Regions from separate parts of the Homo sapiens genome. Here region 1 is linked to region 2. A link is a loop called in an ENCODE intact Hi-C map of the cell type or tissue named here. Cell type or tissue: PC-3. All regions are shown on one strand. Links, peaks and the distances in the headings refer to the core of each region. The heading gives the core; the rest is flanking DNA. Region 1 overlaps SNTB2 (syntrophin beta 2). Region 2 overlaps SNTB2 (syntrophin beta 2).

Region 1 (2,919 bases), core at 101-2,600, 53 kb before region 2:
AGATGAGTTCATGCAAAGGCATTTTGGCAGCTTTTGCCCCACAAGTCCCATAAGCACAGCACTACTCAATATTCCACATTCTAAAGTCACCACACTTTTTTTTTTTTTTGAGATCTTTTTTCTCTTCCAAAGAAGGCTTATAGGAAAAGACAACAAAATCCATATCCTGAAAAATCCAGAGCACCTATAAAACCAGTGTCTTTCTACCTGTGTCATGTATCTGGCTTTAATCTCAAGAAATGTGTAAAATAAAAATCCTCTTCATTTATCACTTTCATGCTTTACTTATTCCTCATTGGCCTGAACTATCAGCTATTAAAACCCACACACGTACAGAGCTTTGGTTTTGAAGAATCTGTAAATGTGCAATCCAATATAAATGGCAGCTCATGGTTAATTTACATTACTCTAAGCATGTTATTTGATTTTGAACTACAATCAACTCTTAATTTTTCAGGAGTTATCTACTTTTTTTAACATAATAAAGGTCCTTAATTTCTTTTCCTTACCTATGTGTTTATGCAATCCTTTTTTATTCTGTCTCATCCACTCATAAGAACATGGTCCAAAGTATTAACAATAGAATTAGGGAAATTAAACATTCAGCCCCTTCTCATTACTCACTTAAATCTCAAACACTCCCTTTCCCCTACATTAAAAACACTTTCTGGCCTTGCCTCCCTCTGCAGGATACCTTCTGGTCTGGTTTCATCTTCTTGTCTCTCTCAGGGTTACCCTTTACCCGCCTCTGGTTGGTAGAGGATCATTAAGCCCCACTTAATTCTATTGTGCTGTGACTTCAACCAATTCTACCTTGCCAACATGGCCACATGGAAAAACTAAACCTTTCATCTGTCTTTTTTTATTCTAATCCACCAGTACTTCCTGAACAAGGAGTAAAGAATCCCTGTTGTTACATTAATTAAACTTATTAAGAAACAACATGAATTGGTATGGTGGCTCATACTTATAATCCCAGAAATTTGGGAGACTGAGAGGCATGAGAATTGTTTGAGCCCAGGAGTTTGAGACCAGACTGGGCAACACAGCAAGACCTCACCTCCATAAAAAATTAACCTGGCATAGTGGCTTATGCCTATAGTCCTAGCTACTCGAGAAGCTGAGGTGGGAGGATGGCTTGAGCCCAGGAGTTTGAGGTTACAGTGAGCTATGATCCTGCCACTGCACACTCTAGACTGGACAACAGAGTGAGAGTTCGTCAGAAAAAAAAAGAGAGAAGGAAGGAAGGAGAGAGAGAGGAAGGGAGGGGAGAAAAGAAAGGAAAAGGAAAGGGAAGGGAAGGGAGGGAAGGGGAAGAAAAAGGAAAGGGAAGGAGGAAGGAAGGCAGACAATCAGTCTAGGAAGCTCTATAAGACCCACCCATTTAATTAATGGTGAGTTTAATTTGCATGTATGAGCATGTTTGAATTCCTCACCTTTAATACGAAACTTTGACTATCTGTAAAAATTGGTGGCAGATCAAAAAACTGCTCCTTTTCCTTTCTTTTAATTTTTTTGAGACCAGAGGTCTCACTATGTTGCCCAGGCTGGTCTTGAACTACTGGGCTTAAGTGACTCTTCCAGCCTCCCAAGAAGCTGGGATTACAGGCACGTGCCATGGCACCCAGCTAAGAGCTCCTCTTTTTTTTTTTTTTTTTTGAGATGGAGTCTCGCTCTGTCTCCCAGGCAGGAGTGCAGTGACGCGATCTTGGCTCACTGCGAGCTCTGCCTCCTGGGTTCATGCCATTCTCCTGCCTCAGCCTCCCTAGTAGCTGGGACCACAGGCGCCCGCCACCACACCCGGCTAATTTTTTGTAGTTTTAGTAGAGACGGGGTTTCACTGTGTTAGCCAGGATGGTCTCAATCTCCTGACCTCGTGATCCACCCGCCGTGGCCTCCCAAAGTGCTGGGATTACAGGCGTGAGCCACCACGCTGGGCCAGAGCTCCTCTTTTAACAATGACCAAATTAAACTAATTATTATACTTTTTTTTTTTTTTTGAGATAGAGTCTTGCTCTGTTGCCCAGGCTAGAGTGCAGTGGTGCAGTATCAGCTCACTGCAACCTCCGCCTCTGGGGTTCAATCGATTCTTCTGCCTTAGCTTCCCAAGTAGCTGGGATTACGGGCATATGCCACCACGCTGGGCTAATTTTTGTATTTTTAGTAGAGACGAGGTTTCTCCATGTTGGTCAGGCTGGTCTTGAACTCCTGACCTCGTGATCCGCCAGCCTCGGCCTCCCAAAGTGCTGGGATTATAGGCGTGAACCACTGCACCTGGCCTAATTATTATGCTTTTTACAAAGAATTCTTCTTGGGCATAATTTTCATTTAATAATAAATATTATAATTAAAGCAGCTAACACTTGAGCAGTTACAATGTGTCAGGCACCATTCTAGGCAGTTTATTAGTATTAACTCATTTAATACTAACACCCACCCTATCTCATTAGGGTGCACTTAACAAATGAAAAATATGTGGCACAGAAAGTTTCAGTAGCATGCTATCGCTTACTTAGTATAACATTCAGTTTATTAGGAATCAGTCTTAGTCTCTCTTTTCAATCTTGTTGGGTTTAATTATTTTATTTAAATAACTGAATTATTAAAATATAAAACACACCATACAATTTATCCCTTGAAGTACAGTGGTCTTTAGTATATTCAGAATTTTGCAACCATCACCACATTCAATTTTAGCAGACTGTCATCATCTCAAAAAGAAATCCTGTACCCATTAGCTCCCCCGCCGGCAACCACTAATCTACCTTCTGTCTATCCTGGGTTTGCCTATCCTGAACTTTCCATATAAATGGAAAAATACAGTATGTGGTTGTTTCTGTCTGGCTTCTTTCACTTAGCATAATGTTTTCAAGATTCATCTACACTGCAGAATGTATCAGAACATTATTGTTTTTAACT
Region 2 (2,919 bases), core at 158-2,657:
GACTCCGTCTCAAAAAAAAAACAAAACTGTCACAGATTGGAGGAAACAAAGGAAACATGACAACGAAGTGTAATGTGGGATCCTGGAACAGAAAAAGGACATTACTGGAAAAATGGGTGAAAACCATAAAGAGACTGTAGTTTAATAATATCATACTAATGTTGGCTGGGTGTGGTGGCTCATGCCTGAAATCCCAGCGCTTTGAGAGGCTGAGGTAGGTGCATTACCTGAAGTCAGGAATTGGAAACCAGCCTGGCCAACATGGCGAAACCTTGACTCCACTAAAAATACAAAAATTAGCCAGGCGTGGTGGCTGGGGCGCCTGTAATCTCAGCTACTTGGGAGGCTGAGGCAGGAGAATCGCTTGAACCCAGGAGGCAGAGGTTGCAGTGAGCCAAGATCACACGACTGCACTCCAGCCTGGGCAACAAGAGCAAAACTCTGTATCAAAAAAAAAAAAAAAAAATTCTTAGTTTTGATAATGGTTATGCAAGATGTTAACATTCGGGGAAACTGGAAACTCTGTATTATTTCTATAACTTTTAAGTCTAAAAGCAAAAGAATTGTAAGTAATAAGAACAAAACGGCTGGGCGCAGTGGCTCACAAGTACTTCAGGAGGCCGAGGCAGGTGGATCACCTGAGGTTAGGAGTTTGAGACCAGCCTGGCCACTGTGGTGAAACCTCATCTCTACTAAAAATAAAAAAAAATTAGCTGGGCATGGTGGCATGTGCCAGTAATCCCAGCTACTCGGGAGGCTGAGGCAGGAGAATTGCTTGAACCTGGGAGGCAGAGGTTGCAGTGAGCCAAGTTCGCACCACTGCACTCCAGCCTGGGCAACAAGAGCAAAAACTCCCATCTCAGAAAAAAAGAAAAGAAAATAACAAATCACAGAAAATCTGGAAAAGAGATAAAATAGTCATCTTTATTACTAATAAAACGTATCTTTCCTTCTAGTCTTTTTGTCTATGTATTTTGTGTCTAGGCATTTTAATAGCTATAATCATACATAGAATTTTTATCTTGCTTTTTAACACATCTTATAAAATCTTTTTTTTTTTTTTTTGAGATGAAGTCTCACTCTGTGGCCTGGGCTGGAGTGCAGTGGCATGATCTCAGCTTACTGCAACCTCCACCTCCCAGGTTCAAGTGATTCTCCTACCTCTGCTTCCCAAGTAGCTGGGATTACAGGCACACACCACCACGCCCAACCAATTTTTGTATTTTTAGTAGAGACGGGGTTTCACCATGTTGGCCAGGCTGATGTCGAATGCCTGACCTCAGATGATCTACCCACCTTGGCCTCCCTAAGTGATGGAATTCCAGGCATGAGTCACCGCACCAGGCTGGTAGCCTTTTAAATATTACTTGATTGTGCTTTGTAAAAGCTATACTTATCATTTAAAAGACAAATATTAAAAAATTTACAGTTGATATTTTTTATGTTGTACGTCAAGGAAAAGCAGAAATAATAGAAAATAACTATTGCAAGGAACTTGCGGTATGAGATAATTAATTTAAAACGATGCCATAAATAATTGTGATTTAAAAACCAGTTTGCTTTTCTGGACTATCTAGGAAAAGATCTTTTGGAAGTTTTAAAACAATGTTGTTCATGGCAAATAATACCTAAACATTTGAGTTTAAATGTCAAGTATGCAGTGTCAACAAAGACTCAAGCTTTGTGCTATTTTGCAACCAGAGGCTTCAGTAGGTTTTGTTTTGCTTTGCTTTGTATCTATCAGCTCATACCTGAGTTCCATGAGTCTTCTAATAGAGACAGGTATTATAGGTATTAACCAAGATCTGAATTCAAGCCCTTGATACACCACTTATTTGCAAAGAGAATTGTTCTACACTGACATAACAAATTTCCTTTTTTTGAGAGAGAGTCTTATTCTGTCATCCAGGCTGGAGTACAGTGGCATTATCTGGGCTCACTGCAACCACCACCTCATTGGTTCAAGCAATTCTCGTGTCTCAGCCTCCCGAGGAGCTGGGATTACAGGCGTGCGCCACCATGCTTGGCTAATTTTTGTATTTTTAGGAGAGAGGGGGTTTTGCCATGTTGATCAAGTTGGTCTCAAACTCCTGACTTCAAGTGATCTGCCCACGTCAGCCTCCCAAACTGCTGGAATTACAGGTGTAAGCCACCACGCCCTGTCTGACATAATGAATTTCTTATACAGAAGTTTCAAGATTTTTGGTAGAAAATTTCCAGACATTCTATTAGTTTCTTATAAGTAAAACAGAGAAAACAGTACCTATAAAACTCAGGAATGAGATAAAAATTTCAGAGAATTTTTCAAAAGAAACACATCATCCATCACTAGAAAATCATGTATCAAGCATTTATTACATTGTAGAAGCAATGTGTTAGGTGTTCAGGAATTTAGGTTTAGAAGGAAGTGGGACATGTAAACACTAAATGCAATGGAGTATGTAAGTGTGAACTATCAGTATTTGTTACTACAAAGTTTACTTTTAGTTTTGAATGTTTTAAACCTTTGTATTCATTTTTTTTAAAACATGAAATGGCCACAATAAGCGTTACTATATTGTATTTGTAAACGTTCTTCAAATCTGACTTTCTTACCAGAATCAAAAGGCTACATACTGTGTGAGTCCACATATATGACAATCTGGAAAAGGCAAAACAATAAAGGCAGAAAACAAAGTAGTGGTTGCTAGAGACTGGCTCTTGTTGGAGAAAAGGACTAACTACAAGTGAGGAACAGGGGAACTTTTGGGGGTGATAGAAATATTATGTATCTTAATTGTGGTGACAGTTATAGACCGTATATACCCATCAAAACACATAGAACTGGGCCAGGCACAGTGGTTTATTCCTGTAATCCTAGGGCTTTGGAAGGCTGAGGCAAGTGGATCGCTTGAGGCCAAGAGTTTGAGACTAGCCTGG

What was found. A loop is a pair of places that touch in the nucleus more often than their neighbours do. Peaks named below come from ENCODE experiments on the same cell type or tissue, not always from the same donor. Only the 100,000 strongest peaks of a DNase experiment are listed, where the experiment ranks them.
Region 1: it touches region 2 in a loop (1.9-fold over the local background); 3 of 110 quality-filtered maps call a loop at or near these places.

Annotation. Positions count from the first base shown.
Region 1 is chr16:69,273,393-69,276,311 of GRCh38, reverse strand. All of the region lies in intron 4 of SNTB2 (syntrophin beta 2), which reads right to left. Among named protein-coding and RNA genes, the nearest start is that of VPS4A, 36 kb to the left of the region's middle. In PC-3, for the core only: no CTCF peak of the experiment used is centred there; no DNase peak of the experiment used is centred there.
Region 2 is chr16:69,220,739-69,223,657 of GRCh38, reverse strand. All of the region lies in intron 1 of SNTB2 (syntrophin beta 2), which reads right to left. Among named protein-coding and RNA genes, the nearest start is that of SNTB2, 35 kb to the right of the region's middle. In PC-3, for the core only: no CTCF peak of the experiment used is centred there; a DNase peak (open chromatin) is centred at 1,307; H3K27ac peaks cover 433 bases.